Regions from separate parts of the Homo sapiens genome. Here region 1 is linked to region 2. A link is a loop called in an ENCODE intact Hi-C map of the cell type or tissue named here. Cell type or tissue: PC-3. All regions are shown on one strand. Links, peaks and the distances in the headings refer to the core of each region. The heading gives the core; the rest is flanking DNA. Region 1 has its middle 170 kb from the start of LINC01956. Region 2 has its middle 110 kb from the start of LINC01956.

What was found. Peaks named below come from ENCODE experiments on the same cell type or tissue, not always from the same donor. Only the 100,000 strongest peaks of a DNase experiment are listed, where the experiment ranks them.
Region 1: a loop joins it to region 2, with 5 times the contacts of the local background. A loop is called at or near these places in 3 of 110 quality-filtered maps.

Annotation. Positions count from the first base shown.
Region 1 is chr2:118,661,632-118,676,794 of GRCh38, reverse strand. No RefSeq gene overlaps it. Among named protein-coding and RNA genes, the nearest start is that of LINC01956, 170 kb to the left of the region's middle. In PC-3, for the core only: no CTCF peak of the experiment used is centred there; DNase peaks (open chromatin) are centred at 7,614, 7,924 and 8,224; H3K4me3 peaks cover 1,353 bases; H3K27ac peaks cover 2,041 bases.
Region 2 is chr2:118,715,352-118,730,514 of GRCh38, reverse strand. No RefSeq gene overlaps it. Among named protein-coding and RNA genes, the nearest start is that of LINC01956, 110 kb to the left of the region's middle. In PC-3, for the core only: no CTCF peak of the experiment used is centred there; DNase peaks (open chromatin) are centred at 6,924, 7,354 and 8,504; H3K4me3 peaks cover 2,176 bases; H3K27ac peaks cover 3,448 bases.

The DNA.
Region 1 (15,163 bases), core at 4,082-12,081, 54 kb after region 2:
GGATGGAGAGTGAATCTTCCCATTGGGTTGGAAGTTATTTGACAATGTAAATTGTAGTTTTTCCTTCCTTTGCTCCCCAGATAAGGAGACACTCCAACTCATTTTGGGATCTCCTGATAGACTGGTCAGCAAGGGCTTGGCAAGGCACCCAGAGCTATCTGTTAACTAAGGGACATTGCTGAGGGCCAGCCAGACATTTCCATTTTATAAATCTAGTGCTGGACTCAATTTGAGTTTCCAGGCTACCACAGTCGAGTCCCTCTACCCACCATGGGGCATGCCAGGAAATGCCCACTAGCTGTCTTAGTTTTCTTCCACTTTCAATCCACACCTCCACTGTTATTCCCCACCCCCCCCCCACCATTTTGGTGTTTCTAGCTGTCTTCAGCACAGATCACTCTGTTCATTTTAAAAAGTCAGCCATTCTTTTAGTGGGCCACGGAATGGAACATGAACCATCAAAGTAGCTGTGTGTTTGCTGATCGATTGATTAGTCATCAATAATGTGAGGAGGGTGCTGGAGAGAATATGAGGGGGAGGCCTAAGGGTGCTGCTTTCAAGATGTGCTAGCTCTGTCCTGTTGAGAGGACATGGGGTTAATTCTCTTTCCTCTGAAGGGAATATAGGAGGAAAGATCTTCTCCTATGGACTTCTGTTTACCCATATTGCAGCATGAGTGTTTTATACTGGAAAACACAGGAATGGCTCCCTTGGGTCAGCCTCATGGATATCCGGCTTCATGGGTGAGGAGGGACTCCTGATTGTTCTGCTATAACTTGGTTTGTGACCTTGGGCCTGCCACTTCTAATCTCTCGGCCTCAGTTACCTGCATTTACTTCCACAGCACAATAGATAGGGGCAGTATATTTGTTTCCCAGGGTTGCTATAACAAAGTGCTAAAAACTGAGTGGCTTAGAATAAAAGAAATGCATTGTCTCACAGTTCTGGAGGCTACAAGTCTGAGATTAGGGTGACAGTAGGGCTGATTCCTTCTGTGGGCTGTGGTGGAGAATCTGTTCCATGCCTCTGGCCTAGCTGCTGATGGCTTGGTGTTCCTTGGCTTGTAAATATGTTGCCTCATGCTGCCTTCATCATCACATGGCTTTCTCCCAGCATGCATGTCTCTGTGTCCAAATCTCTTTTATAAGGACACTAGTCATGTGGGTTATAGCTCACCCCAGTAACTTCATTTTAACATGATTACCTCTGTAAAGACCCTGTTTGTAAGTGAGGTCACATTCTGAGATAATGGGAGTGAGGACTCCAATATATCTCTGGAGAGGACACAATTCAATTCATACCACAAAGTTAAATGACATGGCATCTTTAAAAGGCCATCTCAGCTCTCACACTCTGGGTTTCTGTCTCTAATTGAAGCACCCAAGAAAGATGTTGGGGAGAACACAGTGATCCCCCTTGATCATAGTCCTGGAAGTTAGCAATCTGTTCCAAATAGCCATATGGTTCTGCCATCCCCGAACCAACAGAAATTTTTCTAAAGTAGTCATGCCTCCATGGATACATCCTTTGGAGATCACGTAATTGTCTTGGTTTCCCATTCCTGATAACTATCTTATTGAAATCTTAGGTTATTAGAGAGGGTGAGACAATAGCAATCTAGCAATCAGCTGGCGTTGTGGTTTTCAAGTATTTTTGAGCTGGAGAACTTTTCTCTCATACATAATTGCTTACAGAATCCTCACCAGTAAAGCAAATCAAACTCAAGATTCTCTTACTAAGGTCAAAGTAGAGGTACTTTGAAGGCTGAAGGATAAGCTGGAGAGATTCTGCTGGGGGAGTTTCTGGTATTGGGATAAAAGTTGTTTAATGATTTCTTTTTCCTTGCGGGATGTTGGTGACATCAGTTGTATCAATCACTTTGAACTTTAGCACTTGACAAGGGATGAGGGGATTTATATGATGTCAAAACATTGGCCATCATGGATGTAATTGAAAGGTTTTTTAAAAATCGGCCATCAAAGCTATTTTTTTTAAAAAAGTAAAAGTAAAGGATGGAGCAAAACAAAATCACTTTTTTTTTAACTTATTTTAAGTTCAGGGGTACATGTGCAGGTTTGTTACATGGGTAAATTTGTGCCACGGGAGTGTGTTGTACAGATTGTTTCATCTCCCAGGTATTAAGCCTAGTACCCGTTAGCTATTTTTCCTGATCCTCTCCCTCCTTCCAATCTCCACCCTCTGGTAGGCCCCAGTGTGTGTTGTTCCCCTATATGTGTCCATGTATTCTCATAATTCAGCTCCCGCTTATAAGTGAGAACATGTGGTATTTGGTTTTCTGTTCCTGCATTAGTTTGCTAAGAATAATAGCCTCCACCTCCATCCATGTCCTTGCAAAGGATATGATCTGATTTTCTTTTATGGCTGCATAGTATTCCGTGGTGTATATGTACCACATTTTCTTTATCCAGTCTATCATTGATCTGCATTTAAGTTGATTCCATGTCTGTGCTATTGTGAATAGTGCTGCAGTGAACATATATGTGCACGTGTCTTTATAATAGAATGATTTATATTCCTTTGGGTAATGGGATTGCTGGGTTGAATGGTATTTCTGTCTTTAGGTTTTTGAGGAATCGCCACACTGTCTTCCACAGTGGTTGAACTAATTTACACTCCCAGAAACAGTGTATAAGTGTTCCTTTTTCTCCACAACCTTGCCAGAATCAGGTTTTTTTTTTTTTTGACTTTTTAATAATAGCTGTTCTGACTGCTATGAGATGGTATCTCATTGTGGTTTTGATTTGCAATTCTCTAATGATCAGTGATGTTGAGCTTTTTTTCATATGATTGTTGGCCACGTGTCTTCTTTTAAAAAGTGTCTGTTGATGTCCTTTGCAACAAAACCATTTATACAGCATATTGTGTTTGTGACTTAATTTGCTTTGGCTTACTTTTCATTATGGAGTCATCTAATCTACAAGTTGGCACTTATTCTTTTATTCAACTAGCATTTATTTGGTATTAACTGAACATATAGGACTGATGAACACACAGAGAGGGTTGAATTGTGTTCTTTTATAAACTTTCTCTCTGGGGAATTATTTCCTTTTCACCTGTCTACATCCATGTCTTTGTCGATGTCTTCATCTACATTTATAGTGAGAGGGCATGTTAAAGGGCAGAATTCACTTCCCAGGGTATGTCACACACCTCTTTTGCATCCCTTCTGAGCCTCTGGGCCTCGCCTTCTTCTTGGTCCAGCCTTGTAAGGGTCAGTAGCGTCTGGTCCCTGACAGGTGGTTCTCACCTCTCGAGTGCAGTGCCAGTCTTCCCTATTGATATTTTCTTGGGAACAACATCAGTGCTCATGCTCTGTGCTCATGACCACACACGCACAAACCAGAGTGCAGAAGCAAGTTTTCCATCTAAGGAAGGTGAGGTCCAGTGGATACATTTGTCCTCGCTTCCCGCATTAGAGATAGTCTGGAGACCAGCCTATGTGACTTCTAGGGGTCGCAGTCCCATGGACAGAGCAAAGCATCAATCGGCCCCTTCTTCTTAGTGATACACCTACATATGGACTGTGTCTACTTTCCCAATTTTGTCTCCATATTCCTCCACTCCTGATCCCTTGGGTTGCAGTCTTGGTAAAGTAATAGCCGGCAAGCCTTCCCCTAGGCTCACCTTTCTGGAGAACCCAGGCTAAGACTTAAGGTGACTTAGTGGGAGAGAAGAGCTGGAGCTGTGCCCTAGTGATGCCCCCAGGTGTGTGAGTCCTTCACCTTACCTCAGTGTTCTGGCCAGGTGGGGCTTTGTTTGAGTTTTTCTGGGTTGGATGTGGCAAGAAAGAGGACTTACAGATCAATTCACTTGTCAAGCTGGGTTAGCAATCTCTGGACTTTCTTTCCTGGTACAGCATGGAGACCTCTGTCCCTCCTTTTTCGCAATGGTCATCTTGGGTGAAGCAGGAAAGGAAGGAGGACTGGGCAGGGTATCAGAAGCCCTGGCCTCTGGGCTTTACCCTTCGACTAACAAGCCATGTGACCTTGGCTGAGTCATGTTTCCTCCTCACATGTCAGTTTCTTATCTGAACGATGAGGGGCTCAGCCTAGATTATTGCTATGATCACTTCCAACTCTAAAACCTTATGATAAACTGTAATTCCTGCCACATTAGCTGCATTGGTAGGAAAGTTACCTCAATTCTTATTCAAAAGGTCAAAATTGAGGCCTCTGTGAGAATTTTCAATATGGTAGTTAATGCAAAAACATGTTTTATTGGTGTTTTCTAGAGAAAAAAGAATTTGGTCAGAGCCACTCTTACTTGTCCATCACAAGGGAGAAATAGAGACTCTGTGCTGACACCTCACTACTTTCAACTCCAACTGTGGGTCTTTTTCTCTTGCAATTTAGTCCATCACAGCTGAGGGCTGGTTTAGGGACCAGAGCTCAGAGACAACTGCAGCTGGAAGGGAAGAATGGATCTCTCCCCTCTAACACATGTACCCGCACTCCCCAGCCCCACGCCAACATACCATTCACCTCTTTCTGCATATCCCACTCTCCCCTCCCCTTTGTGTGGGAGAGAGATTTCTCTGTGTCTAAGGTCAAAGCCATGACCACACCCAGCACTATGACCGCAGTGGACAAAGGGGAGAACTTCACATCCTCTTTGGGAACTCATAGAGGTCATTGCAAATCACTTTTGGTCATTGCCCAAACTAGAAAGAACATATTTTCCCCAGATTATTATTAAGAATTTTATATAATCACAGACTGTCTTCTCTCTCACATACAGACATACATTCCCAAAGAGAAAAACTCATCTCTGAGTATTGGGTCATAAATTATATGAGGTACATTTCATTATAAAGCATATTTCTTTAGTCTTTATGAATGCTCTCCATTTACCCCAGGGGGGTTGTAATGTACACTGACATCTTACTTTCTTCCAAGAAGCATTCCCTCATTTTGTTTAGTATGTGGGGCCTAGCTGGGCAAACAAATCCTACGCTGGAGAATGAAGGCAATTGACTCGTATATAAATGGGAATACAATCATGCATCTATGCCTGGGCTCCAGGGAGGTCACATATAATCTTTAGAAAAAGTGGGTAAGTAAACATCAGTGAAAGAAATGTCTGATGGAGAAGGGGCTGCATAAACAGTGCAAATGCATAATTGCTATGGCCCGGAAAAAATTGGAAACCAAGTGATTCTATAGTCAGAGAGACGGGAACAAGTATTTTATAACAAGTCAGTCCTCATTATTTCTGATTTTTGATTTTGATGCTTTACCATCTCAGTGCATCCTCCCAGCCCCCATCCAATTCTTCCTAAGGCACTTTGTTTTTTCCAAAGTAAAGAACCAGGGAAAGTAAAAAGTTGAGCAAATTAGAGACAACATTGCCGGGTCTTCATTTTCTTCCAATGACAAAGCCAGCAGCAGCAGCAACAGCAGCAGCAGCAGGGTCTTTAGAGCACTGGGGTTTTTTAAAGCTCCAGTTTTACCTTGCAGAAGATCAGAAACCAAAGCTCATAAAATTGAACTCAGATGAAGAACACTGCCGTCTTTGGAGTGCTACTAAACAATCTGCAAATTATTTAAATTAAACCAACCCGGCCCTCAACATCTGCACACAAAATGCTTAAATTCCAAGTGCAACTTTACAGGCATAAGAAAATAATAAGGGAGTTCAATTTGTGTCAGCATGGCTCAGGAAAATAAGATATCATGTCTTGCTGTCTGCTTGATGTCAACTTCTCAGATGCGAGCCCTAATGCCTCATCCTAGACTGTCCGCACCAGAGCCTGCCAAACAGAGAAGTTCAGCCAAAGTTCACCAAGCTACTACCAAATAGCGTTTTTTCCCCTCCTTTTTCAATCATTAAAAACCTTCTGTTTTATATTGTGCACACGTGATTGTATCTACCTCTTAAAACATATATAACTCTATTAGCGTCTCCTATTCTCTGGGAATACTGTAAAATCTTTTCTGGGATGAGTTTGTTCTCTGGCTTACAGTTATTCAGTGTTTTAACTTTCACTGTATATACTAGATTCTATCTGGAATTCTTGGTTAGGATACCCAGATAAAATCTGTAATATTCAAAATGATTTGAAAATAATTCCCTTTTTTTTTTTGGAAAACAAATACATAAAGTGAAAAAGAAATAAAGCAGACATTGATCAATTACTCTCTTGAGATGGACTCAGAAATGCATTACTAGCTCTGTTTCCCTCCTTCTGACCCAAATTAGTGGCTTAATCAGAGTATGCCAGAGAATCTGCCCTAAAACTAGCATCCACCCCTGGGAAATATCCCCAGCTCAGACCTTAGTTCTAATCTCCCCTTCAGCTGGGATACTGAGATGACTAACCGGGCAATTGCACAGGCCATTTTTCTCATTTTCCTTGTTTAGTCTTGATTTACTTTAAATGGCTCACGACTCTCATTCCTCCCAGTGAAATTGTGCACCCACACTTTTAATCATGCAAAACCAACATTTTAATGCTGCTGGATGATATATCAATTTAGGGTCCTGGGATTGTCAAAGAGCTAGAATTTCACTAATCAGCAGAAATACAGGTTTAGTAGGTGTGTGAAGACAAAAATAAGTGCAGTGGAGTCTTTGATCTACTGCATGGTCTTCACAAATACCTTTCCTATAGTGTAACGTGTCACGTTTAATCTATGTTCCACTTTTAGCATCTTTTTTCCAGCCATAGCTTGGTCCCTTTCAAAGACCCAAACACCAGTGCTCAAAGCAGCCTTGTGGAAGGGGAATTGTCTTGGTTCCATTTGGTGGTAGCTGTCAGGGTGGGTGTGGAAAATCCCCACCCATCAGGAAAAAGAGCCTCAGTATCCTAAACTTGTAAACTCATTACTAGGCCACTGCCTTCTTACAGCCATAACTCTTTCAAAACCAGTTAAAATATGCCAAAATTCTCATTTTGGGTAAGTTACAGCTGATTTTAATTATTGTTATAAAAGAGCTTCCTTTACATTTAGTGATGATTCAGATAACCTTCAAACTCATGCTAAATGTTTGGCCACCAATAGCTGAGTATGGCTTAATGAAGCAATGTGATAAACTATTACAAATAAACCTGGTCTGAATACAAACATTAAAATAAAACAAATCCTAAAATATAGAAATATTCTTGCCACATAATGATCACTATTATCTTGATTTCTTTTCATCTTTTATATCATAAAATAACTCAGCTTATAGAATGTCTTTAAAGAAAGTTGTCTGTTGATTCATATTTCAGTTAATCTGGTATCAATTATTGAAATAGATTTGGAAATTCAATGTCTGTGCAGATGAAACGCTTTAATACCTTAGATAGTAGCTGGTTTCTGGATGCAGCCTAAAATGGCATAGTCAGAAAAGTTTAAAGTATTTTTGCTAGATTCAAAGACGAGCAAGATTAAAAATTCCCAAATGTGTATTCTGGAATCCTTCCAAAACATTCCATCTTTATTCATTATTGGATATTGTCTTGATTAAAATTCCTGTTGGTTTGTTCTATGGTTAAGTAGTAATCTTGTATCTTAGCATTTGGAATGTATTGGTATCATGTGACGTGCACAGAGCCCAAATGAATATAGAGAGATCTCTTTCACAAGTCAACAAGGAGAACTTAGAGCATTCGGATTTCAGCAAAGCTGTTTGGGGGGAGAAGGGGGTTATTTGTTCAGCACATTCTTTCCAACAAGTGAGTCAGAAAGAGCTGTTCAAAAGCAAAATGATTTTTCCTATAACACCAGTGGTCCTGAATCAAGACAGATTTCTCTGGAGGAAATAAGAATTTTTTCTTTTTTTTTCCCCTTTCTTTATCTCTTTTTGTTCTATTTCTAGCATTTGGTGCCCTTTATTGCTAACTTCACCCAGTAACATGTGAAAAATGTACTCGACAATGCAAAGCAGATGACGCGGTCACCATCTTCTGAGTCACCGTCCTTTTCTCTGCATTCCTGCAGAGCCCTTTCAAACCTAGAGAATGATTTGGTTAGGAGCCACTGAGAAGGGAAAAAAAAAGGAAAAAATGGGCCTGATCATGCTGCCACACAGATGCTTTCGTGGCTTGTCCCCTGCTGTAACCTGCTTGATGCTGGGCATCCCCAGGGACTCCAGGCCAGGTCTTAGAATATGGACAGACCTAAGGGGCATGGGAGGCCACACAACTTTGGCAGACTTGGCTGGCTTTTTGTTTTGTTTTAGCTCATAAAGGCCACTTGGAAGTAAGCCCTGTGGCAGAGAGGGAAGGGAGAGGATGCTGGCATAAGTCGGGGCTTTTGAGGTGATGTAATTTGTCACCACCTCTCATTTGCTGGAAATGCATCTGTCATTTAGGAAAAGTCAGGAGAGCTGACTCAGAACCACACTTAGGATAAACCCAACTTTGGGGCAAGCTGTCAGGGACACCAAGTCACCTCCAAGTCCCCCCCATTGTTGGTGGGGGTACCGTATGGGACTGGATAAGAACTTGACCCCAGCGACCAAGTCCCCTGGAGCAGAGTCAGATTGCTATAGTGGCCGCAAAGGAGTCCACGGCAGGCGCTTGCTACCTTTCTGTGCATCAGGGAGCATGCCTCCCAGGGATCTGATCTTTGCCTTGGAGAAAGTGAGTGGACCAGAGAGCGTCTGGTAAGGCCAAGTCACAGGATGAGTCTTCTGGCTTTTACCAGTGAAGTTGCTTACCCTCCACATGTGGAAATACTGACCAAAGCCAAGAAGTTGTCCAGTTTGTTGAATGGAAGCTCTCTGATGACCAAAGCTTTGTTTGTTTTGTTCACCACCATATGACCAGTACTCAGAACAGTGGCTGCACATAAATATTTGTGAATGAATGGATAGTATCACAGGAAGATTCTGAATAAAAAATCAATTAATGCAATAGTCGAGTGGTTTTTGAGCACAATGATCCTAGAAAAACAATCATTATTTTAACAAATGAAATTTTAAAAAGACTTGAGCAAGGGAAGGGAGAAAACTAACAATTGTTGATCCCTTACCGTGCAACAAGAAATTTCTTGCGTGCTGGATGAATAGGTATTGTCCCATTTTTAGGGTTAGAAAACTGAGCCTTGGAGAAGTTAAATCATTTGCCTAAGGTCATATGGCTAACGAGTGGCAGAACTGTGGTTCAGACTTAGGAATCCCATGTTGGAGTGATTTTAAAGATTTAATTATTGTGGTACTTTATTATTACAGATCACTGCAATGGCATTTTGAGGTTTTAGACATGTGACGCTAGAAAAAAATTAATTAATCTTCATGGGAAGTTTTTAGAGTTTTGATATTCCACAGATTAAGTAGGTGAAAGTGCTTTTTTAGACTGCTTAGGTAGACACTAAAAAATTTGTGCTGGATCCAAATCCCATATAAATGTATTAGCTTTTTCTAGCCAAGAGCTTACAGAAGCAAGAAATCAATCAACATGGCTTCAACCCCAGAGGGTGAAGTGGGAGAGTAAGATAGATGTTTGATCACAGAGAGCTCAGACTTTAGTAGCAACCCCATTGTTAAGCAACTGTGTGATCTTGGGTAAGTCACTTTACCTCTTATGATTTCAGGTTTATGGGCGGTTAAATAAGGTTGCTTTGCTTACTGCTCAGATATTATTGGAATCAAGAGAAATAGTTGAATTAAAATTCTTTGCAAAATTTATAGACTCCAATTGATAAAACTTTTATGTTTGTGATGAAATTGTCCTATATTCTGTAATGATGGGAGTTGAGTCTTTCACCATCTACCTACCTAATTTTATTACTATAATTTGCATCTTAAATAACATACTTTTCTCACTTATAATTTCACTCACCTTTTCATTAAGTTAAAACTTAATGAAACTTTGACATCTGTGAATATTTTCCTGATTTTTAAAAAGTTTTAGATCAATAAAGATTTACTGTTTTCCTCTAAGACAAGTTTTAGTATCTGCATTTACCTCAGAGGGCACAGAGAGTTGTGTCATTTCCCTCTGTACATACATTTTTAGGGTTGGCTCAAAATATGAAATATAATTATGGTGCTCTCTTGTCTGATACTAGACAAGTCTGAGGAGGCCTGGAGTACATTCCTTGGGCTCGTGAGTAATTATAGTTTTGATGATAATCAGCTACTTTATAAGATCTCAAGCTGCTGCGATTCTGGTTTTTTTGTAATGCATACATGCCCCATGAATTTAATTATCACTGTTTTGGTGCCTGACAAATATGCTTCACTTATAAACCTTTTATTTATGTTCAGATAGAAGTGGAGTATGCATGTTATAACCGCTACATCCCAGACATTCAAGAAAATAGTCCTCCAGATTCAGAATGGCTTTTCAGTTTAACGACCCATGTATTTGATATTATTTTCTTGGTTGGAAAATTATTTCTCAAGTTCTGTTTTCTCCACCCCCTGTCTTCTCCCTTCCTGCCTCTCTCTAAATTTTATAATGCTGTGTTTCCTTTTAAAAGATTAGGTAAGAGGGAACACGTGTGTGAAAGTCGTGGCCCACTCCCATGTGCTGGGGGCTGGTGAGATGAAGGCCAAAGGCCAAATGCCTTCAGCACCTGACAAGTGTGTGGATCTCATTATGGCCATTGAGTCTGGTGGGCTTAATAAAAAAAAAAATCAGTGGATTTGCAGGAGGCATGGTCAACATTTGGTGAAAAAGCAGTTCTTCAATATAATTACTAAGGCCTTCAAAATTATTTTGGTCTCACAGTTGAAAATTTCCCATCTATCCCACATATTTGGTGATTCATAGAGTTTGAAGAAGCATTTGAGGTTATCTTGTCTAATCTCTTCATTTTATAAATGAGTAGCATGAGCTCAGGAAGGAGAAAGAGAGTTCCCCAAGGCCTTATCATTAACCACATTGTGTGACTCTATTCCAGTCTCCCTATTTCATACCTGCTGTCCTAGCCTCAATCTGCATATCTACATATCCAGTGAGGACTTTTGAACACTTGTTCTGTACTTGGCGGTAAGCTGCTTGGTCTTTAAGGCATAGTGTTGGTCTTCAAGGAATTTGTTAGCAAACTGGGGAGTCACACAGACACAAGATCCTCATTATAGTAAATAGCAGCTTATAGTTCAGAGGTGATGTGAGTGGAGCAGTGGACCAGTTCCTCAGGACATCAGAGTGTGCAGAAGCTGGGGAAGTCTGGTTCACTTAGAGGATATGAATGGAAGAGGTAGAGCTTAAAGCAGGTTTTGAAGGTGCAGAGGTTTGAAATTCCAGGAAGGGAGTAGGACTTGAGAAAGGCTCAGAAGCCTTAAGGAACAGTATGTGAGGAGGGTTTAGGGTGAAGAAAGAGCAGCATCACAGTCCATGTATGGAAAGTGTGGGGATGGAGTGGCCTATAGGGAAGGGGCACAATGCAGATGGCTTTTAATGCGAGCCTAAGGTGTCTACCTCCTCATGCAGGGGATGGAGCTCCACTGAAGATTTAAAATAGGAGAGTGAGGAGATAAAACAAAGATAACTTGGTTGGAAGAAGGATTGGAGGGAGTTATGATGAGAAACAGAGCACCAGTTGGGATATTTTGAAGAAAAGTCTCAGGATGAGATGATGATGTGGATTGCAGTGCAGCAGGTATCCAGGGAGCCCCTCAACTCTGCAGGGGCTGCCTGGAAGGGAGTGAGGTCTACAATGCCAACTCCTGGAATGACTAATATTTTTGCCTTCAAAGATCTTGAGAGATTTACCCTGGTTGTCCATGTGGCTTCTCCACAAGGGCCAGTGAGAGACATGATTCTTCACCAGTTAGAGGGGCAAAGCTTGAGGCAAGGAAAAAGAGGTGGTGGCCCCCCGCCAACCAGGATGCGTCACGTTTACACCAAAGTGCCCATTGGCTGGGTAGAGTCTGACTGAACCTCTTCCTAACTCCAAGGCTTTGGCCAAGCTGCTAACATATTCTGAACCTCAGTATTTGCGTCTGCACTTTACAGGTATAATAATGCTTGCTCTAGCTACCTTGTTGTAAGGATCCAATGAGAAAGTAGATGTGAACCATAAATAAACTATCATCATTATCATGTCACAGAGCTCTTGCTGCTGGGGTGGTGGAATATCTGATGCAGGGAATAACAACATAAGAGTAAGGACAGATTTCCTTCTAAGAAAGATACCTTAGAATACCAGGAAGGGAGCAGGGCTTAAGGGTTGCCCCATAGGGTAGTGGAACAGTGCAGATGTCTTGTGCCTTGCCACTGGGAGCATTCTTTGACATTGTATTTTCACTTTTTTTTTGTTTTGTTTTCCCTTTAAAGAAGACATGGAAATGAATGTAGTTTGAGGATTCTGTTCAAACTGATTACTGGGAGCCACCCTAAACCAGAACTGATCAGACTGCTGCTGGAGACTTTACAACTTGGGTGGTCTCTTTCAAAGCTGAAAAATCAGCAAAAGGGCAGAAGATGGGGTGAGATGCTTATCCCTGAATAAAAGGATGATGGTTTTAAAACTGTGTTTTTAATATATTTTCTAAATTTGATGACAACTCTGGCTTAAGCCATAGCCATTTCTAAGGTTCTCTGAGTAGCGTTTCCCTTGGAGATTGGCTTGATTATTGGTTTAGGTCTTGACTCCTTTCTAAATGTATATAATCAGTTCTTCTAGAACTCCATAAAATCCCTCTTCCCAAAGGAAGAGGTCTTTGCTGGAAGCTGTGATGGGCTGCAGAGAGAGACAGACTGGGAGATCTGTGTCAGGGAACTTCCAGCCTAATTGGACAAAGGAAAACATTTGGAACATATTTATGAGCACCAACAGGTCTACAGGGTGAGAGATAAAAATGTGTGTGGAAGGGACATTTATTGAATGCTTGCTATGTGCCAGAACTTACTTTTAAATTTGGGACCGAGGAGGCTAGGGACAGAAGACCAGTTAGGAAACAACGGTAGGAGTCCCTTGGACTAAGGTAGGGGCAGTAGGGAGTGATACAATTTGGGAAATAGTTTATTGCAAAAGCCCTTCAGAAAATGGTGCCCATAGCTTTTGGTCCCCATGAACCCAGCATCTGGCACTTATGAAATGCTCAAGTTTGTTGTCCTGGAATTCTTCTTGATTAATTGCTTGGTTCACTACACATCCTAAGGAAAAATTTCACTGTTTATTCCATTCAGAAATCTGGAGCAAAATGTAGCTATAAGGATGTTTATCATAATATGATTTTTAATTGAAGTATGGGAAAAATATGTCAAAGTAGGGGATGGCTCTTATGTTGGATGAAATGTTTGCAATTATTAAGAATTATTTTTTCAATGGGTATTTCATGACAGTAAATTCTCTTGACATAACGTTAAGTGTAAAAATAATACAAACTAGGCTGTGTGTGTTGGCTCCTGCATGTAATCTCAGTACTTTGAAAGGCCGGGGAGTATGGATCACTTGAGGTCAGGAGTTCAAGACCAGGCTGGCAATGTGATGAAACCTCGTCTCTACTAAAAAATACAAAAATTAGCTGGGCATGGGGCACATGCCTGTAGTCTTAGCTACTCAGGAAGCTGAGGCAGGAGAATCGCTTGAGCCTGGGAGGCGGAAGTTGCAGTGAGCCTTAATCGTGCCACTACATTCCAGACTGGGCAATAGAGTGAGTGAGACTCCATTTCTAAATAAATAAATGATAATAATAATAATGCAATTACATATAAATGGCATTCTCCTGATTCATACCATTAAATACTTTTTAATATTCTGTGTTAAAAAATATACACAGACAATAAATAAGAAAATACACCAGCATGTTAATCATAATTATCTTGAGTTTTAAGAGTACAACCATCATTTATTTTCTTCTTTCAACATTTTTATATTTTCCCGATCTTATACCATAGAGAGGTAAAACTTTTCAAATCAGAAGAATAAAAATTATTGTGAAATAAAAAAAAATCCCAAGAGGAAACCACTTAAAGGTTCAGAAGATTATGCTCAAGTGTTAGTGTTGCCTTATGATGTAGGTAAATCACTTAACCTCTATGGTTCACAGTTTCCTCATCTGTAAAATGGCCATAATGACATCTGCTTGGTTATTATCAGGCTACTGTAAATGTCAAACAAAATAAGGGATGTGAAAATGCTTTGTTACTAATAAGTTGCTTCAGGAATGTGCAAGATCCTGGTTGTTACTATATTTGCTCCTCTTAATGAGATGCAAAAGTGGATGCTAGAGGTTCCCTCAGGTAGGTGTGGTCAGCTGGCAACCTAATCTGGAGAAGGAGAGAAGGAGCTTCTCCCAGCTTGAAGCCATTTTGTTTGAATGGGGTCTAACAAGTCTGGCCAAAAATAATTTCACTGTGCCGAAGAGAAAAGGAATAAAGCTATTCTGGGAAAGATCAAAAAGTTGGAGTAAGAGGGCCCCAGAAAGTATAAACCTGCTGAGATGACACTTCTCATTTTCAGTCTGTCTGTAAGACTGGGTTCTCCTTCTAGTACTGTGACTTCAGTCTTCAGTAACCTTGAACCAACCCTGACTTCCTCTGGGCCGCTGGTTCCTGTGGAGCCAATGAAGGCTTTTAAGGGCTGGTCTCTAAGCTGTTTTTCCTCAGCACCTGTTCTCATGTTCTATGGGTTCTTTAATCAGCATTATAATAAAGAATTGATGCAAACTATTCAAATGAAAGAAGATGAAGGATATGAAGAGAACTCACACAAAAAGGAGTGGGGTGGGAGGAGAGTGGGCAAGCCAAGGGATGTATATTACAACCAGCAAACATATTTTGTGCCTGTATTAAATGAAGGTGCTCGTGATTCATGCTGAGGGTTCAAAAACATTGGTCATAGTTCTTGCCTGCCTTGGAAGACATGCGAAAGACATGCTCGGTTTCTGATTGCTAAGAATGCATCCAGGGAGTGAGCACCCAGGAGATATGAGCAGGCAGGTGAGGGCTGGGCTGATTAGGGAAGGTCTTAGACGTCAGGGAGCTGGGCAAGGTCTCCCAGACTGGGAGAGAACAGGAAGCACAGGAATGAAAATATGTTTAGGGAACAAGAAGTTAACAACTTCTTTCAGTTTGGAAGCTTCTCATTGAGTTATCTTGAGCAAATCACTTTAATTTCTGTTTCTTCAGTTGTGCAAATGAGGTTAATACTACTTCTTAGGCTGTTGGGATGATTAAATGAGGGAAAAGAGATGAAGTTCCAGGAATATAGTAACTATTGAAAAAAATATTAATTTCTTTTCCTCTTTTTTTTTTTCC
Region 2 (15,163 bases), core at 3,601-11,600:
ATTCGAGAGGAACATAGTAGAGGCACTTAGCCCAGCCTGGGAATTCTGGGAACTTTTTGGGGGAGAAGTTACCTGCCACAGTCTTTAGGATGAATAAGAGATCACCAGGAAAAGAAATGAGGGAAGGGCATTCCAGGCAGAAAGAACAAGAAGCATGGAGATTTAGAAACAGCATGGTGGAAGTGGGGGATTGTAAGTACTTTGGAATTATTAGAGCAAAAAATTACAAGGAGGAAGTAAATGGTGAGCTTGGACTTAATCCAGAGGCCAGGAGTTCTCAGCCTTTTCCCAACGGACTCTTCAAATCTGATGAAATTTATGGACCTTCTCTTAAGAAAACTGCATGTTTCCTTATGCACACAAAATTATGACTGTAATCTGATGGGACTCTCCTATCTTCTGAAGCCCGGGCTAAGAACACTTGCTTAGGCAATAGGGAGTCACTGACAAGTGTTAAGCAGGAAAATGGCATGATTAGACTTGCATTTCAGAGCACTATCCTACCTGTAAAGTAGAGAACAGATTGGAATGAAAGTAAGACTGGAGCTAAAAGGACTAGGTAGAAAGCTGATGCAACAACACTCAAGGTGAGAGATGGTGGAGCCCTCAGACAGTACAGATGCCTCCTTGGAAAGAAGCCAGAGCAATGGACATGGTCTTGGTTGCAGAGTGAATCTCTTTCAAGATGAAGAACCTGCTTCTGAGGACAAGTCTGGAAGGGCAACTGATGTCACCAGCAGAACCAGTGAGAGCTGGAGGTGACATCATGCTTCCCAAATATGCAAGAGGAAAAGGCAAAAGAGCTGAAGACAGGGTAAAGTTAATTTTCTGAAGTTAAATTTTTAACTTTTTTTTCTAATTTTTCCAATAAATGGTGGTATGCTTGGGTTTACTCATGGCTCCAACTTTTGGGAGAAATGCTTAGCATTGCTGTGCTAATTAGATGATCTCTGTACAACTTTTGTATGTGTATATATATATGTGTATACACACACATACATAATGACATATACAGCTCTCATTACTTAAAGAGTAATTTTGACTTGAGATTTTAACATACATTTTATAATGTTAAAATAATCATTTAAACTTCCAGTCATTTTTGGGGAGGGAGGGGAAAGTTTTTGCATGTTGGTGTGTGAAGGCCTTGAAAATGTACCCTTGACTCTCCTGCTGCTGAGAAAATAATTGAGGACAGGCCCTAAATGCTACCCTTTGGAATCTCCCATCTTGTTTTTGTAGAGGCCATGCTGTTCCCAGTCAATGACTGTTCATGGTGGCAGCCCCATTCCAGTGGGACAACAATCCAGATGAAAGAACTCACATTATTGTGTCATTGCTATTGAATCCTCAAACCCCATTTAAGTTTGACAGCTGTCTTATGGCAAAAGGACTCAGCCCAGAAGCACAGTGGCATTGAGTTGTCATGTCTTTTTAGTCCTCAGTCTTCCCTTGACTTTCATGGTCTTGATCCTTTTGAAGTGTGCAGTCCATTATTTTGTGGAATGACCTACAATTTGGGCTTGCTGGATGCTTCTTTAGTTATACTGCTTTGGCAGGAATATCACAGAAGTAATGCTGCTTGCATAATTTTCATGACATCCTATCAGAGAGGTACAATATAAAATAATCCTGTCACTGGTGATGTTAACTTTGATCACTTGATTGAGACAGTATCTGCCAAATTTCTCCACTTTACATGTTTGCCTTTTGTGGTTAATATGTATTTTGTGGAGACATTAAGTGTATATAATTATTCCATTCCTCATCAAAATTTTGATGTATTCATTCATTTATTTATAGAGTATAAACTCATACATTTTTATTTTATCGAATAGTTTCCTTTCATTTTTCCCCCTATGCTCAAATTATCCTAAATTTGGCTATTGGGAACACCTTCAATCTGCCTTCTGTGTCCTTTGATGTGACCTGTCTTGGTCTGTTAGGGTTGCTATAACAAAATACTTTAGACTGGGTAGTTTATAAAAAATAGAAATTTATTGCTCACAGTTCTGAAGGCTGGGAAGTCCAAGATCAAGGTACCAGCAGATTTGGTGTCTGGTGAGAGCTTGCTGTTGGCTCCTCAGATGGCGTCTTCTATCTGTACCCTCACATGGTGGAAGGGGAAAACAAGCTCCATCGGGCCTATTTTATAAGGTTATTGTTCCTAAAGGCCCCCAAATTACCCCCCAGATGCCCCACCTCTTAATACCACCACAGTGAGGATTAAGTTTCAACATATAAATTTTGGGGGGACACATTCAGATCATGGCAGACCACATCAATCTCTGAGTAATTTTTTAGTTTATGGCAGAAAGGGATGTTCCAGGCTCATTTTTTTCCTGCCCCAGTACTGAAGTCAGTAATTTCTCTAAGGAGCACTGCTTGTTTTCAATAGAGAATGGTATTTAGAAGCCAAGATTGAGGGTGTATGTGTGCTCATTATTATTGTGCTCTTCTGGCCTCTAAGTAGACAGAACTTTGAGAATATATGTATATTTATTTTTGCAGACCATGAGTTCACCTCCAATTTGCATTTAACACCTTCTTGGACAGTGGGAAATCTCTCTCCAGTTACCCTTAAAGTATTAAATACATCCTTCTCTATGCAACCTATCTCCTGTCATTGCTGTTTCCTTGTTTTCACCCCAGAGTATGGACACTCTCATCCACACTTGAGCTCTGGCTTCTGCACCGTGCGCTTCCCCTGCACTGATGCCATCCTCAGCCCTCTCAGACTCCAACACTTCATAGGGGGCCACTGAAGCCGCCTCCCCTTCATGAGAATGTCTTCTTCACACAGCTCAAGCCCCTCCTTTAAGGACAATAAATTAGTTTTCTGTGATTGTTGTAACTAACTACCACAAGCTTAGTGGACTAAAACAACACACATTTATGATCCTACAGCCTGAAAGTCAGAAGTCTAGAATGGGCCTGCAGGGTTGCAGTCCTGTAGGTTCTAGGTGAGAACCCATTTATTTGCTTTTCTAGCTTTTAGAGGCTGTACCCATTCCTTGGTTCATGGTTTCTTTCTCCATTTTCAGAGCTGGTAGTGTGGCACTTTCTCTCTTTTCTGACCACTACTTCTGTCCTCATATCTTCTGTCTATGTATCTGATTCTTCTGCCTCCCTTTTATAAAGACCTTTGTGATTACACCGGGCCCACCCAAATAATCCACCATAGTCTCTCCATTTCATGTTCCTTAGCTTGATCACATCTGCACAGTCTATTGTACATGGAGTAAGGTAACATATTCACTGGTGTGAGGATTAGAGTGTGAACATCTTTGTGGGAGTTGTTATTCAGCCTACCATGGGCCTTGTTCAGTTCTATTTAGGGTTTTTCAAGTGAATTATTCAGGAAAAGAAAGGAAGAGATAACAAGGGGAAGAATAAGAAGAAAAGTGAACTGCCTCAACTGTATTTCATAGACAACACTGAGGCTTTGAGAGATTTCATAATTACCCAAGACTTTATAGTTTCCATGTGTCAGGGCCAGGACCCAAATCCAGATGGCTCAATTTCTAAGACATGAGGACTCATGTTTTCACTCATTGTGTTCTAGATTTTCACTTTTTCAAATTGCTTTCCCTTCACTTGACCACTGACTATCTGAAAGCTGGGTTTTCTCTATCATGTTCAAACATCCTTCTTGTATTCCAGGGGGTTCATCTGGAGGTTAAGCATAGTGATCCCCCATCATTTGGGTTTTTTGTTGTTGTATTGCATCAACTGACAACTTCATTTTCTCTACGGTTTCTGCAGAAATGGAGACAAACCTATTTCTAATTATCAACACTCTACTTTCTCCTGTTGACCTTACCAACAGCCTTAGAGGAGATGGACGTGACATCCATCATTATCTTATTAATCAGACTATGATTTCCTTCCTTCTTTCCTTCCCCTCTCTCTCCCTCTTTCTCTCTCTCTTTCCCTCTTTTTTACCTCTGTGGGGGCAGAAGTGAGGTTGAACTATTGAGATAACACTTGGTCCAGGTTATGTCTACTTCCTTGTAGACATAGTACCAGCAAAATCTTCAGGGCATATATAAATCAAAGTAAGCAAAGGACTAGCTTCCTTAGTGCCCCTGTGGGGTCAGTGTGAACCCAGCCCACCAGCCACAGCAAAGAAATCAATGCCATCAGAGCATCATCAGCCCTTATATTCTGTGGATATAGGTCTCATCTGCTGCCCCAGAATTCCAAAGTCTTTTCAGATTTAGGGATATCTCTGTGGCTGGGACAAGCTCTTCTGTTACTTGGTTTCACCAGGAGGTGAATGACTATGATAAGAAAAGAGAAGAATGACATGTAAAATCCTTTCCAGATACTGTCTAGAAAAAAAAAAAAGGATGCCCTTTCCCAATAAATATTCAAGTTCTTGATTTTTCCCCACTGTGTAAGTGCTGTTGATATTGTGGGGGATTCCAGTCTATTTGTAATTCATTTGTTTATCCACTCACTCACCCATTCATTCGGTGAAGTTTATAGATGATTCACTGTTCACCAGGTGCTGTGTGTGGTACCTGGGGCTCAGAGATGTATTAGATGCAAGCTCTGACATCCAGGAGCTTACAGGGCTTGGCCACAGGGAAACCATTGTGGGCTACTGGAATGCCCAGTGCATCTTCATATTTTGAGCTGGTCTCAGAATGGTTGGTGCTCACTAAATATTTCTTGACTGAAAAGACACAGTTACTGCCCTTGAGGACTTAGAGCCTGGAGAAATAGTCAAGTGAGAGAAGTGAACCAGAGGATGAAGACCTCTCAAGAGAATCTTAAGGATAAGTCCAATTTTTTTAACTCTCCCTACCACCCCTGCTACCAATCTCAAAAAGCACTCACTTATTAACAACAACAACAACAACAACAGCAACAACAACAATGTGCAAAGTACAGACATAGCTAAAGAAGAAAACAAAAACCCGTTCATAATCCAACACCTAGAGAAGATCACAGATGGAGACTCCAACATGAAAATCCCATTTGTCATCTTGGAAAGATGGTGAACTTGATTAGATGTTCATGGAACACCTGGGCTGCTTTGGACCCAGTCACCGGAAGCTGTTTGGAGTCTTTTATGAGGATGAATGGGAAGCATGACACTGAAAAGCAAGCAGATTTCAGATGGGGCTGAGCTGCCTGGTTGTGTATGGGTGTCCCTGGGGTTCAGGGGTTGAGTCCAGATCCCAGCTCTGGGTTTCCTGCTCTTGAAGGGGAGGTCTCTCTGAAGGGACTGCTGGAGAGGCTGGGCCAGGGTGGCTTTCCCTAGCCTGACCCCTGCTTCCTGGAGCCCCCGGTATCCTGTGTTCTGGCCTGCAGTCCTGTCTTTGGGATCTGCTTTGGTAAAATCTGATATAACCCCAGGACATTTCTCGGTTTTCCAAAATGAGATTCTGAACAGAAGAACTCAATGATCTGCTGAAGCCAGAGATGGCCTGGTGGACTGGTCTCTTGTCTACATCATAAAAATGGGAGGGGAAGAAAAGAGAAACTAACATTTATTGACTGAGCACTCCTCTAGGTAGTTCCTTGCATGCTGTTGAGTTTTGTCTTCACAATAGCTCTGCATGATTTCTCTTATTATGTCTATTTTCACAGATGGTAATAGAGGTTCAGAGAGGTTGTGACTTATCAAAGGTAGCATAGCCAGTACATGGCAGAATCAGGATTTGAACCTAAGTCCCATGATGCTCATCTCACAGAGAGTATGTTGCAGGTTCAACCACACACATGACAGCATGCAAAAAGGAACCAGGGCCAGATTCCCAGGCTCGATTGCTGATCATTTGGCCTTCAATTCATGGGCTCCTTATATTGGTCTCTGATCACTTTCTTCTGGGCCTCCCAAAATTTATGAAGGTTCCTGCTTCCTCTTCTAGCTTAAACATCCTGCTTTCAGCTTGACACGCCTTCCTGACATCTTGCTTTCTTCCTCCTGGCTCCTTCACCTCCACTTCCACATTAGGGTAAAGCCTAAATCTGATGTCCTTTCTCAGCTGAGCCTCAGAGGGCCAACTGTCCAGATCACAGCTGAAGAGCAGAGGTTTCCAAATGTATTTTATCCAGAGACCTTCATCCAAATGGAAGCCGACATGGAAGCTCAGCATGTGAAATGGGAAAATATGACAATTCATTCAGGTAGGAGTGAGCTGAGGACCTGGAGTGTGGCCTGTTCCTACTTCCTTCCCACTCTCCCCTCTTCCAAACAGCAGGCCCTGACGAGGCTCATGGACCTTTAGGCCTCAACAGAGTCCTTTGCAGTCACTGCCACAGTGAACACAGGACTCTGCGTTCTACAGACAGGACTCTGCACTCAGCACTATGCTAGGCCATCCAAGGGAGTGTGAGCTGGAGGGCGGGGCTGGGGGACATCCAGGCTGGATGTGTGCAAGGGCCCTGCACTGATCTGTAAGGGAAATTACTTCCTCTTCTCTGGCATTTTTCCCCACTTTATTTCTTTAAGGTTCTTATACTCCTGACAAACCGCAAGCCTGGTGGCCACTAGAGGCAACCCCAGATATTCCCCCAGCTCCATCCCTTTCCATATGGATGGACCTGCCTCTGCGCGATGCCAACTGTACCTGGGCCTTAGCCGTCTGACCTTGAACATTGAACTTGCTTTCCCTGGCTTGATTTTAGATGCTTTGTTCTTTCTTACACCTGCCACTCTCCAAATCTGGTGGTCTCAAATAAGACACCTTGTTCTATCTCCAGCTACTCAGCTTTGTGTGAATAGAAATCCATTGCTTCTCAGCTTAGCTCTGAGGAAGGCTGGAATTGTCCAAAAGAAGCTTTACTAAGATGCAATAGCAAAACAAAAAGGAAACAAACAAAGAAGTCATAGCAGCACAAAATGACTGACTTCGGCAAACTTAAATTCCTTATTCTAATTCCTCCCACAGAATGGCTTGGCTGGCACGAATTCCAGGCATGCTGCCCGAAGAGCCTCCCTCCCTCCATCCTGAGTTGGCTTGGCCACGGCAGAGGCTTGGTGGCATTCTTTCTCCTGGATGATTTCTTTATCTTCTTTTTGCTCTGGTCCCAGGTCATCACCCCCAGCTTTAAGCCTAGCTGTCTATAAGCAGGCAACTGCCCTGGTCCTCAGGGACCACTGTCCCTGTAAGGCATCTCCTTTCTGAAGCCCCAAGTAGTCCTCTCTTAGCTGCTTCTGACCTGCAGTTGTCTCCTCTGCACCCCCACACCCCACCTCAGTGCACAGATAGTCTCCCTGGCTCCCGGGGGTCCTCCTTTTCTCCTTCTCGCTGCTATTGCCTATTACTGTAAAAGTTCACTTGTTTAAGGAACAGTGACTCACAAGTTTGATGGGTTGTTTTAACCTGCAGGATATACTTTATTTTTGTACTTTTCCATTTTATTGCTCTCCTAAACACTTAAAGTAATACATTATTATGGAATGAGGTCACACAAAAGAAACTTGAGTAAATATAAAAGAAACAGTAAATAAAAATAAAATTCAATGACTGTTTTGAAGCAGGCAGCGTTACCTTTTTGCATATATCCTTTTGTATCTTTCTCAAAGCTCAGAGACATATGCAAACACACAAAGATTTTTTTTTTTTTTACTGTAGACCTGGGATTATTCCCTGCCTCACTCTGCAACTTGCTTTTTTCACTTCATTTTTTCATGTTGTATAATTTGTATTTTGGTGGACCTCAGTTCCCCTGCTTTATTCTAGGCCAGAAGTTCCAAAGCATACTTCTGCAGGACATTGGGTTTCCTTAAGTTGAACCAAGATGCTGAATTGTTGACATCCAGTAATAATCGTCATTGGTTCAGTTTGCAGAAAGTTAAATAAGTATAATTTTTAGCACTTTGACTTTCTGCCATGACTTTTTATTAAAACATTGGCTCTACCACCATTTGGACTAACTAGGCTCTAACCCCAAATGATTTCAAAGTTACTGCAAAATTATACTTAGTTATCTTCAGTTTAATCTGCCAGTATTTCCCAAGATCTTGCCAAGAGCCTTGCAACCTCAAGGGATCTTGGTACTTTCCTACGTTCGGGACACATTGTAGGTCTGGGAAGTGGTTTTGGCCCGAACCCACAGTTGGAACCTTATCTATCAGTCAGGGAGTGCGCCGAGCCAGTGAGGAACAAGGTGATAAGTACAACTGAGAAGCACCCGGGGTTCATGGAACTCTGTTGAGGGACTTTTCCAGAAAAGCAGAAGGCAGATAAGGGTAGGCATTTCTCTACCTGCAGGACAGAAATGAGTGCAGTGGAAGGGGAAGCAGGACATCAGGACACCAGCTCAGGGAGCCTCTGTTGGGCAGCAGAGGGCCTGGGCCCGCCGGGAGCCTTCAAGTTGGTATCCTGGAGGGACTGGTGGTGGAGGTCCAGGAAGTGTGCTGGACTAAAGTAGAAACACCAGAACACTAGTAATTTCCTTGGGGCCTCACAGAAAGATACTGGAGAGGGTGGAACTTTGGGAGGAGTTTGGGGCTGTGCGAGGGTGACTCATTTTTACCTATGTGCAATAGGTGGGCTTAGGGGTTTGTGTCAGGAACAGAAGATCTGACTCAGATGTGTGTAAGCCAAAAGGGAATGTATTGGCACATATCCTTGAGGTATAAAGAACACTTATAGTTGCTGCCTATGGGAGCTCAAATAATGTCGCCAGAACCTGGCTTTCTCATCCCCATCTCTCAGTTCCCCTCTCATCCCTGTCGGCTCCATTCCCACCCAGGCTGGGCTCTCCCTTGGCTTCAGAGGTGGCTGACTGGGCTCCGGACATCACATCTCCCCAACTTCAGGACCAGCAGGAGGGGCACTGGTCCCGTCCCTGCATCAGTTACTACCTCCAGGAAACAGAATCCATTGATTGGCTTCTGTCTGGGTCATGTGCTCCTTTCCTGGAAACTGGGGTGGGTATTCCATTCCAAACTGCCAGCCTGGGCAGGGTGACTCCTTGAGAAAAACAGAGGAAACCTAAGAAGTGTGCAGAGAAGAGAGGTATTGGCAGGCCAAAACCAATGCCTGAAAGTTTCAGATAAATATTGGGTAAGTTGAATTGTTAAATATCTGTGAGAAACTCATGAAGAAGAGAAAACTGAAGGAGGATAAGGTGACCATTTTTGTAGACATAGAGATTTTCACAAAGAAGTTGGAAAAGGTTGATTCTAGTGGCTCAATAGGGCAGAGTGGCCCAAGTGTGCCCCGAGCCCTTATCTCTCTGAGTGGGAATCAGTATTTCCTGTGCTGAGATCCCATATCCCAGCCACACTCACCAATGAGCTAAAAGATTTTTGCATAATGCATAATCGTGGTTTTCTTGCTAGAGACAAAATGAAGGGGAATGGTATAATGCCTAGCAATGGGTTGGACAACGGGAATAGTTTTCAGATGGGAAGACTTAAAAGAAACAGAAAAAAGGTCGCTGAGCCTTGTGTGTGAGTGCGTGCATGTGTGCAAACATGTCTTGATGTTTGTCTGGCCATGTGTTTAACCCTCAGAAAAATGATGAGGGTGGAGGCATTTTTAGAATGGCTTGAATGCCTTCTGACCTAGAGATAGAGGAAGGAGCCATGGATCAGTCCTTTTTTCTTTGACTTAGGTAATTGAAAAGGGTGTATGCCTTCTCTCCTGGCCCAGAGTATAATCTTTACTGGGGCTGGACTTCTTGCTGCCCAATAGCCTGGCACTTACTCCTTCCCTCAGTTTCCTCTTCCTGAAACAAAACCCACAAAACCTGCAGGGACCTCTCAGGGCTCTGACAGGAGCTGTTGTAGGGTGACGGAAAGGAATTGGAATGGCCCATCACCCTACAGATCTTCTCACCTATCCTCAGGTTTGGGTCTGGGGTAGCAGAAAGAAAAGAAGAGCCCAGGAAGGAAGTAGAAGGGATGGTGGCATGAGAAAGGGTAGGGCAGGAAGACATGTGTGTGTGTGTATGTGTGTGTGTGTATGTGTGTGTGTGCGTACATGGGTGCCTGTGTCCTGGAGGAAAGGTTAGCGGAGAGGGCTAGAATTAAAGTTGCCACAGAGGCCTGAAGTCAGTATCTCCCCTCTTGATCTTAAACTGGGGACTGGCACTTGAGTGAATGATGAATTTGCCTTGAGCCTCTCAGGTCAGAGGAGCCTCTTGAGGCCCCATCTGTGCAGCGTGCCTGTGGGAAGGGGGAGCAGAATAGCTGGAGCAGGGAGGGGCTTGGGACCCTTCTTCCAGGTCTGGCCTCCTACTGCAGGTTTTTCTTGTGAGGCTGTGGAAGATGTCAAACACAGCTCCTCTCCCCTGTGGAAATGAGCTGCTTGGCAGTAACAGGTTTGCTATTCATCTTATCTCCTATTAGGTAACCCTTCCCGTCATCCCAGGGCTCATTCTCTCTCTCTCTCTCTCTCTCTGTCTTTCATACACACTCCTTAAATCCCCTATATTAAATTACTGTTGAAATGTTTCGAACTCTCAGCTCCAAGATCATATGACAGAACGCATGAGGGTTTGCTTTTTAATCTTGCCCAAGAGAGAGAAATGAAAATGACTTGCAGGATTTTGACAAAATGATCAGACAAAAAACTTTTTAGCCCCCACCCCTCGAATAAATGAGAACTTGTCAAATGCCATTATCAAATCATATAGATCAGAATTCGTCTCAGTTTTTTTTGGGCGGGGGGTGCCTAAAAGCAATAAAGAGTTGTAACCGCATTCCAAGTTATGTTTGGATTACTGACGACTCCATGACTGAAGATTTGTCTGTCTTGAAGGCAGATGGAGTTTGAGCTGATTTATCTCCTGGAGCTGGAGACCCCATGGATGCCTCATTGAGTCGTAAAATGTCACAGTGAGCTCTGCCCCTGACCACTTTGAACCATTGAGCTTGGATTTTCTGACGTGACCAGCTGAGGCTAAACCTTCAAGATTCAGAGGGGTGGGGGAGGAGAGGGGACCGGATCTTTTTCCATTCTTGGTTTCCATTTGCTTGGGAAAGAAAAAAAATCTATTCTAATAAAGACCTCCTCCTGTGCTAAGCGATGCTCAGGGATTATTTCCTGCTATTGTTTCTCCATTAAATAAATAAATTGCAGCTGGCTTTGATTGTTCATCAGAGGATTTTGACAGATCTCGAATGGGTGACTTCAGGTTTAAAGTCTTATTTGGGTTAGTTTAACTTTGCGGTGACTTGGGCATGATGGTAATACTAAGTAAAAAGTTGAATTTCTTCACCGTGGGGGAAAGAAGGGAATCAGGGTTATATGTGCCCTCCTTTTCTTCTCCATTTCATTGGTTCTTTTCTAATGAAGACAGATGCCAGGTAACTCTGGTTTATCCAGCTACTCAAAGGTGTAACTGACTTCCCAATTTATTAACACTGGTGATTCATTACCATGACAATTGGGAAAAAACTGATTACCTTTGAATTTCTGATGAGGTAATCCTGCCTCTCTCCAGCCCTGGTAATGAATCACCATTTTCCCTCCCTCTTCTGACCTAATTTTCCAAATCATGTACCTGTATGAAATATTGTGTGGAGGCATGCACCTATTTATCTTACAGGAGTCCTCTCCTTCTGAATTCAGGGGAGAAGACAACCCCTCCAACTGGGAGGGAAGATTCATGAATGTTCTGGGTCTGGGATTCAACAAAGCCCAATCTCCCAAATAATCAATCTGTACTGTGACAAGTCTAGGAACAGCCATTCTCCTCTTATTGGCTGGTACTCTGGCATTTTTACCTGAGGGGAAATCTATAAGAACAATATGATTCCACTTCCCTCTGTGAAAAGGGGGTACCTAAACCACAGCCTTAAAATGCTGAGGTTCCTTGCGATAATCCTTTAAGCTTCGTAATGTCTCAACCAAGAAAACTTAATGGTCTCACAATTGTTAGCTTAAACAAATGGTGCCATGGACCACCCATGGGTCTCAGAATCAGTGTGAAAGCTGATATTTGCAAATTGGTGGTCACTTAATTATCTAGGCTCCCCCCAACAGGAATCTGGCCCATGGTGTGGTAAAGGTACCACACTAATTTGTTCAGGAGAATGCAGGGGTGGGATACCACCACTCATGTTCTCTGAATCACTGTTAAATACCCTTTTATCTTTCTTCTTGCTGTGAGAAGCATGCCTAACTCGGTTTCTGTTTTAAGATCCTTGGTTAAAAATACTCTAATATTTTCCCTGTTGACAGGAGCAATTACCTCCTGTCACCCAGAGCATAGCTACACAGACCAGAGGACACATCTCCTGGACACACATACACTGGGCAAGTTGATTCTCTTTAATATGTATTTGCTAAATGTCTATTTTTCTGGGCACCGGAAACAACTAAAGAGAAATGGGACACACACCTGATGCCTCAAGAAACCCTCTTTCATTTAGGGGATCTGCATCAGTGTGGTCTGGAACGGGACATTCCTATTGCATTTTGACGTTTGTCTAGGTTCTTAGTCTCACCAGTTTTCCTGAACAGCAGGTCCAAGGAAAATGTCTTGGTTGTATGTAGTTATTTAGGAAGCTTAAGTGAGGAAGTGGAAGAAGTGAGTAGGGAAAAGATAAAACCAATGTTTTAGAGATGGGGGCTCAAGTCCATGGGATAACCCCCTAGCACCATGGGGATCTTGCCTGGGAACCCAGAGGACGTTGGGAGTCTGAGACGTTTATCCCCCCAACCCCATCCCTTCGCGGTGAAGTGTAGCCCCTGTTCTTTTGAGTTATGCTTGGGGCAACTGAGCAAACTCTATGGTGCCAGAGAAAGCCCTGTGGGAAGGAGGGAGAAGAAAAGCGGCAGAGTCAAGAGGAGGGGCAGCCGGGCGCTGTGGCTCACGCCTGTAATCCTAGCACTTTGGGAGGCCGAGGCGGGTGGATCATGAGGTCAGGAGATCGAGACCATCCTGGCCAACACGGTGAAACCCCGTCTCTACTAAAAATACAAAAAATTAGCTGGGCGTGGTGGCAGGCGCCTGCAGTCCCAGCTACTCGGGAGGCTGAGCCAGGAGAATGGCATGAACCCGGGAGGTGGAGCTTGTAGTGAGCCGAGATCCAGCCACTGCACTCCAGCCTGGGTGACAGTGAGAGACTGTCTCAAAAAAAAAAAAAAAAAAAAGAGAGAGAGAAGGGGCAACTGTAACTGAGTACCACAGCGGCCAGTAGTGGTTGAGGGGTTACCGGGCAGGGTATCAACAGTGACTACAATGACTCAAATAAAATGAGAAGAGCTGTAGGCTCCATGAGATGCTTTGAAAACCAGACAGGTGACTCCATAGATTGGGCTGCGGGGGCCCAGAGAGGGACTCGTGGGTCTCTGTAGTTTTGGCCTGCTCTCTTTGCTTGCTCCTCTCATAGCAGAATTCTTCTTTCCTCTTGAGACTGTCCTCTCTGGCTTGGTAGAAGGCTTTCTATTGTATGGCCTTCCGTAATAACTCAGGTTAACCAACCAGAATCATTTTTTGGGGGGAATTTGCATGAATATATGAAGAGAGACTGTTTTCTAGAATTTGGGGCATTAGGGGTCACTTAAGTTTGAATTGATGGTGATATTTTTCTACCATGTTTGAGGTAAAGCCAATACACTGGAGAGCAGAGCATTAGGAGAAGGTGGGGAGGGGAGAGAGACAGAGAGGTAAAGAGGCTAAGAACTGGAATACATCATTTGCACGACAGGATCCATATCTGCAGTATCAATTACTCAGAAAGTCTCTGTCACCCTAGAGCTGAGGGATGTTGCCTTCCTCAGTTATCCAACAATGACATGTGATTAAGTCTATGTTTGTACTTACATTGCAACTGTCCGAGTGCCTAGAACAGTCTGGCACTTGGATGTTGGTATTTGTTGAATGGATGAGGAAACATGCCATTACTTTTCTGGTCATCCTTTCATTGGTTGTCAGAAGAGCACTTTTCTGGAGGCTGCTGGATGCTGCAGGGCTCCCCACTGCTAATTAGCACCCCTCTTCATGGTTATATTTAATATCCTTGGGGCCAGAGAACCATGCTGGGGCCTAGGGATGCTGGATTGGGCTGTCAAATGGAGACTTTTCTGAATGGCCCTTTGTAGAGTTACTTCATCCAATAGGGCTTTCTGAAGAAACAGATGAAAGGGAGGGAGAATGGGGAGACCCTAAAGCTTTTTGGGTCAGCTAGAGGTAATGTAACCACTGAGAGTCGAGAAGCATAAGGTTCAGGCGTTTCTGCTACAAGCAATGACTTTCAGTTAAGTGACCATCGTGGGTAAAGATTTTAACTCGCTCAAGAAGTATGACTCAGACACTGAGGTGTAAACAGATCATGAAGAGACGCTACAAATTTAAGTAGTTTCCAGGTTGTTCTTTGTTGTTGTTGCGTACCTAGTAGGTATTTAACTATGATTAAGTGATGTGGGGTGTTCAAGAAATATTGGAAAGGAGTTCTGGAGAAAATGAAAAACAATAGACTATATATCAAGAAACTAGATGCTAAGCATAACCTTGTACTAAGGGGGTCACATTGAAGAAGTCACTCAACATCTCTATCCTTTAGTTTAGTCATCTAAATCACTAACATTATTTTTTTTGTCCATTCGTCCCTCGCTTCCTCCCTCCCTTACTACCCTCCCTCTCTCTTCCTTTTCTTTCTCCTTCCATCCCTCTTTTCCTTTCTCATTTCCTTCCTTCTTTCATTTAACAATAACATTCTGAGCACTCGAGACCCTGGAACTTTTTCCTCCTGTGTTAGCATTCTATTGCTGTATACCATAAACTCAGTGGATCTATTATTTCACAGTTTGTTTATGTTAGTAGCCTGGGTTCAACAAAGTTAGGTTTTCTACTTAGGATCTCTCCAGGCTGAAATCAAGGTGTCCTCTGTGTCTGTGGTCCCATCTGAGGCTGTGGATTTTCTTCCAAGCCCACTGGTAGTTGGCAGAATTTAGTTTCTTGAAGTTGTAGGACTAAGACCCCTGCTTTCTTGCTGGTTGTCAATTAGGGGCTGCTTTTAGCTTTCAGAGGCTGCCTGACACCAGTTGCACCATGACTCTCTCTGCCATGAGGCAGTTTATTTCTTTAAGGTCAGCAGGAGAATCCCTCTCACTTGGAATTACTCTGATTCTCTTTTAAGGGCTCAACTGATTAGGTCAGGCCCACGAGGGATAATATCCCTTTTGATTAATTCAAAATCAACTGATTAGGGGGTCTTATTTGCTTTGCAAAATCTTGTCTGCCA